Linked DNA regions of Homo sapiens: region 2 is linked to region 1. Evidence: read pairs that join two places in POLR2A ChIA-PET (ENCODE). Cell type or tissue: endothelial cell of umbilical vein. All regions are shown on one strand. Each heading gives the region's core, and the rest is flanking DNA. Links, peaks and the distances in the headings are about the cores only.

What was found. Peaks named below come from ENCODE experiments on the same cell type or tissue, not always from the same donor. Only the 100,000 strongest peaks of a DNase experiment are listed, where the experiment ranks them.
Region 2: POLR2A ChIA-PET joins it to region 1 with 7 read pairs; 3 of 35 experiments call an interaction of 5 or more read pairs at or near these places.

The regions. Positions count from the first base shown.
Region 1 is chr3:172,655,534-172,664,024 of GRCh38, reverse strand. All of the region lies in intron 1 of NCEH1 (neutral cholesterol ester hydrolase 1), which reads left to right. Among named protein-coding and RNA genes, the nearest start is that of NCEH1, 51 kb to the left of the region's middle. In endothelial cell of umbilical vein, for the core only: no CTCF peak of the experiment used is centred there; a DNase peak (open chromatin) is centred at 5,014; H3K27ac peaks cover 1,158 bases.
Region 2 is chr3:172,511,410-172,516,409 of GRCh38, reverse strand. TNFSF10 (TNF superfamily member 10) reads left to right here. Exons shown (of 5, transcript NM_003810.4): 2 at 1,412-1,549; 3 at 4,751-4,793. Among named protein-coding and RNA genes, the nearest start is that of TNFSF10, 9.5 kb to the left of the region's middle. In endothelial cell of umbilical vein, for the core only: no CTCF peak of the experiment used is centred there; DNase peaks (open chromatin) are centred at 1,069, 2,789 and 3,759; H3K27ac peaks cover 928 bases.

The sequences.
Region 1 (8,491 bases), core at 2,009-7,008:
AGCAAAATAACCAGCTAATATCATAATGACAGGATCAAATTCACACATAAGAATATTAGCCTTAAATGTAAATGGGCTAAATGCCCCAATTAAAAGACACAGACTAGCAAATCAGATAAATCAAGACCCATCAGTGTGCTGTATTCAGGAGACCCATCTCACATGCAGAGACACACATAGGCTCAAAATAAAGGGATGGAGGAAGATCTACCAAGCAAATGGAAAACAAAAAAAAGCAGGGGTTGCAATCCTAGTCTCTGATAAAAGAGACTTTAAACCAACAAAGATCAAAAGAGACAAAGAAGGCCATTACATAATGGTAAAGGGATCAATTCAACAAGAAGTGCTAACTATCCTAAATATATATGCACCCAATACAGGAGCACCCAGATTCATAAAGCAAGTCCTTAGAGACCTATAAAGAGACTTAGACTCCCAAACAATAATATTGGGAGACTTTAACACCCTACTGTCAACATTAGACAGATCAACGAGGCAGAAAGTTAATAAAAATATCCAGGACTTGAACTCAGCTCTACACCAAGCAGACCTAATAGACATCTACAGAACTCTCCATCCCAAATCAACAGAATATACATTCTTCTCAGCACCACATTGCACTCATTCCAAAATTGACCACATGGTTGGAAGTAAAGCTCTCCTCAGCAAATGTAAAAGAACAGAAATTATAACAAACTGTCTCTCAGACCACAGTGCAATCAAATTAGAACTCAGGATTAAGAAACTCACTCAAAACTACTCAACTACATGGAAACTGAACAACCTGCTCCTGAATTACTACTGGGTAAATAAGGAAATGAAGGCAGAAATAAAGATGTTCTTTGAAACCAACGAGAACAAAGACATGACATACCAGAATCTCTGGGACACATTTAAAGCAGTGTGTAGAAGTAAATTTATGCACTAAATGCCCACAAGAGAAAGCAGGAAAGATCTAAAATTGACACCCTAACATCACAATTAAAAGAACTAGAGAAGCAAGAGCAAACACATTCAAAAGCTAGCAGAAGGCAATAAATAACTAAGATCATAGCAGAACTGAAGGAGATAGAGACACAAAAAACCCTTCAAGAAATCAAAGAATCCAGGAGCTGGTTTTTTGAAAGGATCAACAAAATTGATAGACCGCTAGCAAGACTAATAAGAAAAGAGAGAAGAATCAAATAGATGCAATAAAAAATGATAAAGGGTATATCACCACCGATCCCACAGAAATACAAACTACCATCAGAGAATATTATGAACACCTCTACGCAAATAAACTAGAAAATCTAGAAGAAATGGATAAATTCCTGGACACATACACTCTCCCAAGACTAAACCAGGAAGAAGTTGAATCCCTGAATAGACCAATAACAGGTTCTGAAATTGAGGCAATAATTAATAGCCTACCAACCAAAAAAATTCCAGGGCCAGACAGATTCACAGCCAAATTCTACCAGAGGTACAAAGAGGAGCTGGTACCATTCCTTCTGAAACTATTCCAATCATAGAAAAAGAGGGAATCCTCCCTAACTCATTTTATAAGGCCAGCATCATCCTGATACCTAAGTCTGGCAGACACAACAAAAAAAGAGAATTTTAGGCCAATGTCCCTGATGAACATCGATGCAAAAATCCTCAATAAAATACTGGCAAACCGAATCCAGCAGCACATCAAAAAGCTTATCCACCACGATCAAGTTGGCTTCATCCCTGGGGTGCAAGGTTGGTTCAACATATGAAAATCAATAAATGTAATCCATCTTATAAACAGAACCAAAGACAAAAACCACATGATTATCTCAATAGATGCAGAAAAAGCCTTTGACAAAATTCAACAGCCTTCATGCTAAAAACTCTCAATAAACTAGGTATTGGTGGGACATAACTCAAAATAATAAGAGCTATGTATGACAAACCCACAGCCAATACCATACTGAATAGGCAAAAACTGGAAGCTTTCCCTTTAAAAACTGGCACAAGAGGAGGGATGCCCTCTCTCACCACTCCTATTCAACATAGTGTTGGAAGTTCTGGCCAGGGCAATCAGGCATGAGAAAGAAATACAGGGTATTCAATTAGGAAAAGAGGAAGTCAAATTGTCCCTGTTTGCAGATGATTGTATATTTAGAAAACCCCATCATCTCAGCCCAAAATCTCCTTAAGCTGATAAGCAAATTCAGCAAAGTCTCAGGATACAAAATCAATGTGCAAAAATCACAAGCATTCCTATACACCAATAAGAGACAAACAGAGAGGCAAATCATGAGTGAACTCCCATTCACAGTTGCTTCAAAGAGAATAAAATACCTAGGAATCCAACTTACAAGGGATGTGAAGGACCTCTTCAAGGAGAACTACAAACCACTGCTCAATGAAATAAAAGAGGACACAAACAAATGGAAGAACATTCCATGCTCATGGATAGGAAGAATCAATATTGTGAAAATGGCCATACTGCCCAAGGAAATTTATAAATTCCATGCCATCCCCATCAAGCTACCAATGACTCTTCACAGAATTGGAAAAAAATACTTTAAAGTTCATATGGAGCCAAAAAAGAGCCTGCATTGCCAAGACAATCCTAAGCCAAAAGAACAAAGCTGGAGGCATCATGCTACCTGACTTCAAACTATACTATAAGGCTACAGTAACCAAAACAGCATGGTACTGGTACCAAAAGGGAGATATAGACCAATGGAACAGAACAGAGCCTTCAGAAATAATACCACACATCTACAACTATCTGATCTTTGACAAACCTGACAAAAACAAGAAATGGGGAAAGGATTCCCTATTTAATAAATGGTGCTGGGAAAACTGGCTAGCCATATGTAGAAAGCTGAAACTGGATCCCTTCCTTACATGTTATACAAAAATTAATTCAAGATGTATTAAAGACATAAATGTGAGACCTAAAACCATAAAAACCCTAGAAGAAAACCTAGGCAATACCATTCAGGGACATAGGCATGGGCAAGGGCTTCATGACTAAAACACCAAAAGCAATAGCAGCAAAAGCCAAAATAGACAAATGGGATCTAATTAAACTAAAGAGCTTCTGCACAGCAAAAGAAACTACCATCAAAGTGAACAGGCAGCCTACAGAATGGGAGAAAATTTTTACAATCTTCCCATCTGACAAAGGGCTAATATCCAGAATCTACAAAGAACTTAAACAAATTTACAAGAAAAAATCAATCCCATCAAAAAGTGGGTGAAGGATATCAACAGACACTTCTCACAGTAAGACATTTATGCAGCCAACAGACACAGGAAAAAATGCTCATCATCACTGGCCATCAGAGAAATGCAAATCAAAACCACAATGAGATACCATCTCACACCAGTTAGAATGGCAATCATCACAAAGTCAGGAAACAACAGGTGCTGGAGAGGATGTGGAGAAATAAGAATGCTTTTACACTGTGGGTGGAAGTGTAAACTAGTTCAACCATTGTGGAAGACAGTGTGGCAATTCCTCAAGGATCTAGAACTAGAAATACCATTTGACCCAGCAATCCCATTACTGCGTATATACCCAAAGGATTATAAATCATGCTACTATAAAGACACATGCACATGTATGTTTATTGTGGCACTATTCACAATAGCAAAGACTTGGAACCAACCCAAATGTCCATCAATGATAGACTGGATTAAGAAAATGTGGCGCATATACACCATGGAATACTATGCAGCCATAAAAAATGATGAGTTCATGTCCTTTGTAGGGACATGGATGAAGCTGGAAACCATCATTCTGAGCAAACTGTTGCAAGGACAGAAAACCAAACACTGCATGTTCTCACTCATAGATGGGAATTGAACAATGAGCACACTTGGACACAGGGTGGGGAGCATCACACACTGGGGCCTGTCGTGGGGAGGGGGGAGGGATAGCATTAGGAGAAACACCTAATGTAAATGTCGAGTTAATGGGTGCAGCACACCAACATGGCACATGTATACATATGTAACAAACTTGCACGTTGTGCACATGTACCCTAGAACTTAAAGTATAAAAAAAAAAAAAGAAATGCTTCAGGGGTTGCTTTTATTAAAAGAAAAAGCCTTACCAAGAACTCCTCTCTATCTGCCTAAAAATTATTTTTTAATAACTCCTGTATTATTACCAGGGAAGGCTCAAGAGAGTGATGTGCTGTTGAGGAAGAGCTGAAGGAAAGGGGAAAGATGGGGGTGGCTGTTTGATCCAGAGTGGTCAAGCATAGAGCTATGCTGCCATAGTCACTGAGCCCAGGAGAGTTACAAATCCTTTCTGGGCCTTAGTTTCCCTTTGGGTAAATATGTGAAGCTATATGTTAATTTAAGATGTAAAATCTTCTAGTTTTATGATGTAGGTTTGAGAATAAATGTACTTATGTGCCAGGTCTGGCCCACAGACCCTGGCTGAGCAACGGATGAAAAAATGTGTGCAGACACAGGTTTTTTGCCTGGCTGCACAGCTAGGGGACCGGGCCACTCACAGACACCAAGGAGGGTGCTATAAAGAGTCAGCAGCCACAGCCCTGACAAGCTGGTGCTACAGGCATTTATTTAGTACAGATTTAATGACTTTGAGTCAACACATCTTGTGAGTAATTAACATGGTTGTCCCCCTGGAGAGAGCAGTCCTGTGCACAGATGATTAAAGGCCAGGTTCTGAGGCCCAAGTAAACTAACTTAACCAGATCAATTCCTTTATACTTGCTTGTTAATCTGCCTTTTGCTCTCAGCCTCCCGATAAAAGAATTTGGCTGCCTTCAGCCAAATTATCTTTCAAAGCTTTTGCAAAACCTCCCAGCCTTCCAAGAAGGTTTTTGTCTTTCTCTATAACTTCTATAATTTTTCCCACCACCCTGACCAAACTCCTACACTCATGAATGGCAATAGAGGGTGATGGTTGAGGGTTTTGGAGCCAGAATGCTTGGGTTCAAATCCAGTTCACCATTTACTGCCTGAGTGACCTTGGGTGATTCACTGACCCCCCGTGGTCTGAGATTCCTTGACAATGAGAACAGTGACTAGCAGAGAGCAAACGTCAGCACACGTGAGCTACTGCCCTTGACATATCCTGTAGACTATAGGAGGATTTTGGAGCTAAGCCAGTATTTTGGCAATATGGAAACTACTTGTTTTCTGTGTTGATAGTAAAAAAAAAAAAAAAAAAAAAAAAAAAAAGTTTTGGAATTGGAAAGAGACAACCTTATCCTTTTTGCCCTTCCTGAGACTGAACTGCAGCCCTAGAGGTTTTCTGGGAGGAAAAAAACCAAATGTTTTAGGGTGACAGGGTTAGAGTGTTAAATCCGTCTGTGAGCTCTTTTATTTCTCTGAGCTAGATTTTGTTATGTAGTGGCAGTAAGGTTCTCCTTAGGTTTGCTTTGTAGCTTGTCATGAAATTCCTGGATATTTGAGGAAACAATTGGAAATTTTATAATTGTGCAATCTAATGAGAGAACCCTACTATTGCCTACTTATTTTGTGCTTTACAGGTTGGCTTAATAATTCCGTCCAATACTTTGCTATGTGTAGAGGGTGCCACTGTGCTCCACATAGAACCCTTTAGGTCCATGCATGCCCTCATGTGGGACAAAAGGTTTCCTCTACAAAAATAATTCTGAGTAAAAGAAATAAGGGAAGAAGGACAGGTACAGGAAAAATCCCTAGCCAGATGGCGATCCACCAAAGGTCTGGAACCTGAGCAGGTGCCCATTTTTATGGTTATTTCTTATGCGCTAAACAAGGGTAGATTATTCATGCCTCCCCTTTTAGATTATACAGGGTAACTTCCTGATGTTGCGGTGGCATTTGTAAACTGTCATGGTGCTGGTGGGAGTGTAGCAGTGAGGACCACCAGAGGTCACTCTCATTGCCATCTTGGTTTTGATGGGTTTTATCCGGCTACTTTACTGCAACCTGTTTTATCAGCAAGGTCTCTATGACCTGTGTTTTGTGCTGACCTCCTGTCTCATCCTGTGACTTAGAATGCCTTAACCATCTGAGAATGCAGCCCAGTAGGTCTCAGCCTCATTTTACCCAGCCCCTATTCAAGACAGAGATGCTCTGGGTCACATACCTCTGACAAACTGACTTGCAAAATTCCTGTAGATTTATCATTTGGTTTGTGAGACCCAGCAAGAGCTGGTTTCAGCATACCAGTGAAGGGCATTGCCAAAGAGAATGGCAGGTTAAAAAAATGAAAAATGTTAGGCAAGTTATGCTTGACTGCAAGGGGTAGGGTGGTGAGAAATGAGGTTCCAATGTAGAGTGGGACCAGACTGGAATGCCAACTTTAGATTTTTCTTTTTTTCCTGTAAGAAACAGGAAGTCAGCAGAAGTTTTTAAGCAGGCAGGTAATGTGATCAGCCTTTCAGGGTAGAAACTCTGACAGCAGTATGCAGCAAGTTATAGAGAAAGACTGTTATCTAGAATTCAAGTTAGCAGGCAAGTGCAGAAAATAATGAGCATCTTAGCCAAGGCAGCAACGAGAGCGGGGGTGGAGCTGGGGTAGAACTTGGTCAGAAAACGTTGGCAGGTGGAGTTAATAGGGTTTGATGAGGTGATTGGAAATCATGTGAGAGAAGAAGCTGAGGACAATAGTAAGGTTTCTAGCTTAGAAGTTAGACTTATGGTTAGATAATTGAGAATTTGTGTCGTTAATTGCTCTAGGGGTGGAGAAGGGAGAGTAGGCCATATTAATTTTGAGGAGCTTGTAGGCTAGATCCTGGAGATGTTTGGAAATATGTATGGAAGCTTGAGAAAGATAGATCAAGGACTAGAAATCAGTATATGAATACAGGTCATAGGCTTTGAATTTAGTAGGCTGCTGGTAAATACTTCCTATTTGCCATGATAGTACATTGGCTTGCTCAAGGAAAGAAGGAATTGTGAAGTCGAATGAAATAAAAAATGGAACTTTTGAGAACATCATCATTTAAAGGGCCAGTGGTCAGGAGTGTAAGAACCAATCAATAAAAGACAAAAAGAAAATAAAAATGGGGGGAGTGGGGGATGAACTGTTAGTGTGGCAAGAAAAACAAGAAACTGGAGAAGAGGGAAGAAAGTTTCAAGAAAGCACAAGTTGTCAAATGTCTGCAGTGAGGCCAAGTGGGTCATTGGCATCGGCATTGGCATTGGGGTCAGGGGTTCATTGGTGAGCCTAATGGATAGTTTCATCAGACATATGGGGCTGAAGCCAGATTGCAATGGGTTACCTTCAAAGAGGGCAGTCTTTGAAAAGTCACTGTCTTTTTTTTTGGCCGGAGTCTCACTCTGTTGCCAGGCTGGAGTGCAGTGGTGCAATATTGGCTCACTGCAAGTCTCTGCCTCCCGGTGTCAAGCAATTCTCCTGCGTCAGCCTCCCGAGTAGCTGGGATTACAGGCGCGCATCACCACGCCAGGCTAATTTTTGTATTTTTTAGTACAGACAGGGTTTCACCATGTTGGCCAGGATGATCTTGATCTCCTGACCTCATGATGCACCTGCCTCGGCCTCCCAAAGTGCTGGGATTACAGGCCTGAGCCACTGCGCCCAGCCAAAAAGTCACTATCTTCTTTAGGACAAAGACAGAACTGACATCCACAGAAATCAAATTCTATTTAGAGATATATCTTCTCACTTTGCCTCCTTGCCGTCTATAAATTACCTGTTATGAATTCTCCCTTCCATCTGCTTTCCAGATCCTATGTCCTCCTTCCTCTAGGATCTCAATTCACTCAATTCCTTTTACTTCTGTAACTTTGTCTCTCTCTTGACAAGCTCTTTCCCAAGAAGCACGTTCAAGTCTCTCCCAACTGTTCTAGTGCCTTCCTTATGTCTACAAACAGTGAACGTAATCTGCCTGCATTTACTCTCTCTCTTTCTTCAACTCCTGCTCACTTTGCAACCCATTACAATATGATTTTCAGCCCCATATCTTGGATGAAACTGTCCTTAATAGGTTCACCAGTGAACCCATAGCCAACACCAATGATCTACTTGGCCTCTCTGCAGACATTTGACAACCTGCCTTCTTGAAATCTCTTCCCCCTTAATATCTCCAGTTTCTTGTTTCTGTTGCCACACTAACGATTTGTCCCTTTTCTCTCTTTTTCTCACTCCCTCTCTTGTTCTTTTTTGTCTTTTATTGATTGGTTTTTCCTGTCCTGCTCACCAGCTCTTTAAGTGAGGGTGTTTCTGAAGCTTCCATTTTTTAATTTTATTCAACTTTACCTGAGCAAATTAACTTTCCCTCTCTGGTGGAATTTACCATGTGGCCTAAATCCTCCCAGAAATGGTGCTCAGCGCTGTGCTTTGATCAGAGTTGGGTTGGAGTAGAGATCCAGGCCTCAGCAAGTGAAGATATGTTTTTGACCTTGTATTCTAGTTGAGAATAGGAAAGCGGACTTTGATACCTTGTGGGTTCTCTTTCTGTTCTTACTAGGTCAGGGCGGTGGGCAGAGGACTAAAGCGTGAACACCGCCCTGTGACCAGAAACATCTGTTTGCC
Region 2 (5,000 bases), core at 1-5,000, 150 kb after region 1:
TCTTTCTATAGGAAGGAGTGAATCATCGTTCAATTTGATCCTCCCTTCAACCTTTGCAGTACCTTAGTTCAAATAACAGATTAAAATTGTCATTTTCTCATTTATTTCCCTAGGTAGTCAATTCAGCAGATTTTTTTTTTTTTTTTGAGATGGAGTCTCGCTCTGTTGCCCAGGCTAGAGTGCAATGGCACGATCTCAGCTCACTGCAAGCTCCGCCTCCCGGGTTCACACCATTATCCTGCCTCAGCCTCCCAAATAGCTGGGACTACAGGCGCCCGCCACCACGCCCAGCTAATTTTTTGTATTTTTTTAGTAGAGATGGGGTTTCACTGGGTTAGCCAGGATGGTCTCGATCTCCTGACTTTGTGATTCACCCGCCTCGGCCTCCCAGAGTGCTGGGATTATAGGCATGAGCCACCGCGCCTGGCCAATTCAGCAGATTTTTTCAGGGAAATAACGTCTCTTCCATCCCACTTGTTAAAACAAAACAAAACGGAAGAGAAGAAATGAGCAAAGCAAACAAACAAACAAACAAAACCCTTCTGGCTTTGTTTGGACCTTCTGTTTCCTGTTTTTCTCAATTAAACAATTATCAGCCTAAAGAGTTCTGGGTGGTTTGGGATGGGGTGTGTGTGGGTGTGTGTGTGTGTTTATAACATCAAGCAAGGATTTGTTGATGAGGGTGAGGAGCTCGTTGATAATGATCTGACTATTGCCATTGTTTACTTTCAATCAGAACAGGGAGAAAACCTTCAAAGAGTGTTTAAGGTCTCTACCAATAAATCCCTAGTTAGTGTAAACATTTAATGAGACAGCATTCAGATTTCTAGTGGCAACATGGTCCAGATTTTGCCAGCCAGAGGAGTAGAAATCAGATCAGTAACTAGAATCTATTTAGCTAGCCACAGCTAGAAACAGAACATGACCCCCTCCCAAATGACTTGGCTGTTTTTTATTTAGGATCCTAAAATGTAAACTGACTCCACTACCGACCTTGTATCTAGGTAGGTTTCCAGCTTCAAAATGGGATACATACCATGGCAGAACTGGAAGAGACCTCAGAATCACCATAGTGAACCGGCTCAAAACTATAAACAGACACAGGAGAATGGAAGCAACTTGTCAAGAAAAGCACAGCTGTTTAGTAAGGGAGGCAGGGAAGGACACTGTGACTCCAGATGCCTGAAGCACACCTGCATCCTTTCCACCATATCCAGCTGCTTACTTTTATTCTTTTTTTTTTTTTTTAAGGACAAAGGAGAGCATGCTTACTTTTATTTCAAACAGGAACTTACTCAATATGCCAAAACTTCTTTAAGTCTGCTATCAGTTTCTGTTGTCTTAACTTCCAAATGAACAAAAATAAAAAGCACTTATGCAAAATATTGTGTTATATTCCATCTCAACCCAGATGCAGGACAAGTACTCCAAAAGTGGCATTGCTTGTTTCTTAAAAGAAGATGACAGTTATTGGGACCCCAATGACGAAGAGAGTATGAACAGCCCCTGCTGGCAAGTCAAGTGGCAACTCCGTCAGCTCGTTAGAAAGGTAGGTAACCTCACCAGGTGACCTCACCAGCAGGCGGAGAAGGCCAGAAGAATTCCTTAAAGCAAAGGAATCTTTAAGATAATCAAGTCTAGACTCTTCATTTTACAAATAAGAAAACTTAGGCCCAGAGTATTTAAGTAATTTTCCCCAAATTCATAGAACTAGGAAAATGGGGCATAGCAGCAAAGGGCAGGACCTGGCCGACTCCTGGTCTAGAGTTCATTCCTCTGCCCCGGACAGCCTCCACATCTAGTCTAACCTTTTGATCTCACATTATGGAAACTGAGGCACACACAGGGTAATGAAGAGAAGGTCACAAAGTCATAAAGAATGTGTGGCATTGTTTTTCATTCAAAAGATAAAGAAGATCAAATAATGATATTTTATATTCTTCCCACATTGCTGATGTCTGGAATTAAATATTTGTTTTTGTATGCATATAGAGATAAAGAAAGAGGAAAATAAGAGGAAAGAAAGAGGAAAGGAAGGGAAGGGAAGAAAGAGATACTTTGAGAAATTGAAGGTGGTTTTTTCTTAATTTACAGCCAATAAATAACAAATTACAAAAAGTATCTGTTTATGGAAGTTGCTTAAACAGGACCTCCAGCAGAGACATGTTAGTTAACAGTTTATTTTACTAAATGTGGCAGAGTGACAGATCTAATCAAGTTTCTTCTCTTAGGCTCTTCCTTCTTTATAAGATGGCATTAAATAATATTTGCAGCCGGGTGTAGTGGCTCACGCCTGTAATCCCAGCACTTTGGGAGGCTGAGGCAGGCGGATCACCTGAGGTCAGGAGTTGAAGACCAGCCTGGCCAACATGGTGAAACCCTGTGTCTACTAAAAATACAAAAATTAGCAAAGTGTGGTGGTGTGTGCCTGTACTCCCAGCTACTTGGGAGGCTGAGACAGGAGAACTGCTTGAACCTAAGAGGCAGAAGTTGCAGTGAGCTGAGATCATGCCACTGCACTCTAGCCTGGGCAACAGAGCAAGACTCTATCTCAAAAACCAAAAAAAAAAAAAAATTGCTTCTGCCTATGTGAAAATATCAGATGAGAACACAGCTATAAAAATACTCTGTAAACTATGAAGTACCACATACACCACCATTGTTTAAAGACGTTAACTGGGGGAATTCCCAGGGTAGGAGGAGAATGTGTTTTACACATGTTTATAAGTCCATTGTTTGGTGTTCTGCATCTGTTTCTCCATATAAATACTGTTATGTTGGTGGTTAGGGATCAAGCTGATAATCCTGAGCTGTTTTCACAGTAGAGCCCTGACACATGTGAGATGCTATTTCTATGGGAAATGAAACTAGACTTCCTTCTAGGAGTCCTAGAAACATACCTGTTCTGTGGCTGCCCTGGCGGCATTGCTCCAGACAGGGGGGCCCACTCCACACAAGCTGTACGGAAGCAGCTATGATTCCACCACTGCAAATGACAGCAAGTGTTCAGGGGGCAAGGACCAGGAGACTAGGAAAAGCCTGGGCTGGAGAAAGGTCCTGAGGAAGCTGAGAAATGAAACTCCCAAGTTCCCGGGATAGGGGCTTGGGGAGGGTGGAGGTGCGATTGTCCAGCAGGGCAGAGAGACTGAGAACTAGGGTGGAAATCTGGAGACTGAGGAGAGGGCTGGGTGCTGTGGACAGGGAGTGGGGAGATAAGAGAAATAGTGAGGACATTTCTCTTTCCTGCTATTCCTGCCATTCTCCCTCCCATTCTCACATCCTGCTACCAACTAGAATAGCGGGAAGCTGGGAGAGAACACAGAGGGAATAGGTGAGAATGTGGGAAAAATAATTCTCTTTTTCTTTTCAGGCACATTAGTTGAACAGATTTATTCCAGTAAATATCCTATGCCCATTTCATACATTATCTCATTTAATCCTCACGACAGCTCTGAATAATAAATCGTTATTATCCTCTTAAATATATTTTAAAAATAGATTAATAAATTGAAGTTTAGATCAGTTAAATAACTTGAACAGTCTCACAGAGCCAGTAACTGAAACATTTGAATGCAGGGCATCTGGCCATGCTTCTAGTCACTCTTTTTATTTTGCCTCCCACATTGTAGGAAAGACCCTTTTCTTTTTCCTGTTGCTTCCCCTTCTTTCCTTCCTTTCTGTTGCAGAATAAGAGAAAGAGAGTAAGAGTGGGAAAGAGAGACACACAGAGAGAAATGAGAGGCAGAGATAAGAGAGAATGCTGTGGTTTCCTCTCACTTCCCCTTCCCGTAAGTCAGTGCCCAGGGAACTGATTACAGTCAGTCCACCGCCACCACTCCCTGCCCCCATTATCCGGCATCAGGGCTTGCGGTGGAGGGAGAAGCAGAGAGCTTCTGCTTTGGGCTGGAAGTACAGAGAAGGCAAGTTTCTGACAGTTGCAACATTAACTACAGTGACTGAGAAAGAGGGCAGTGATGGGAGAAGGTGGCAGGAGGGACAGAGCTGAATTCAGAAGCCATGGATGAGCCAAGTCAGGGTCTTCCCATTTAATAGAGAGGTTTGGTTTTCACTCTTTCTTACTGGTTTTCCCCACTGGTTAGTACAAAGGCTGGGGGAGGTTACTAGATATTTAGCAAAGATATGGGAAGATGGTAAAATATCTTTATGTTGAGAATGGCTCAGCCACATTCTCAGAAGTGAAAGAATGACACGGTGTTGTCAGGTTATACCTCGATAGGCTATGTATGTCTGTGGGCATCCTGAGAGAGAGGAAGTGTGCCCTGCATCTTGAGGCTTGGGTCTGTCCAATAATTTTAAGCCCCTGGGCTCTGCTACCCAGTGCACTTATACACACACACACATGAATGTGCACATACATACACCCCACACACAGAAAGTGACATGACATGGCTGCCACACCCATCAGCCACATTTGGCTGACATCACATGGCGGATGGCTTCTTCCTCCTGCACTGCTCCAGGTGTGGCCTTTCCAAGACTTCATCCAGCAACAGAACTTCCCAGGCAGGGGACCATCCCTTGATTGCTGTGCTGGGACAGCTATCTCAATATTTATCCCAGCTCCCACCCCACCCCTTACAGACCCTATGCTTGACCAACTTAAAACTTCCCAGATTGATAATGCATGTAGAAATTTCCTGTTAGACATCAGCAAGATGAGCCATAGGCATTCTATAGTCAGTTTAAATTTTTAGGGAAATTAACAAGCTTTATTCAATAATATTTGCAGATGATTTTGAGAACCTCTGAGGAAACCATTTCTACAGTTCAAGGTAGTATCTTTTTTGTTGTTATTTTAATTTTTTACTGTCATCTTCATGACAGGTTGTGAATAGTTCTCCATTCTCCTTCTCTGTGTTCTCATCCACTCATCCATCCTCTGATCTGCTGCTCCGTATCTCAAGCCACTTGTTGATTCTACTTCCCTCTTTACATTGGCAGCTAGGAAGCTCAGAACCAAATCTGTGGCCCATCTATGG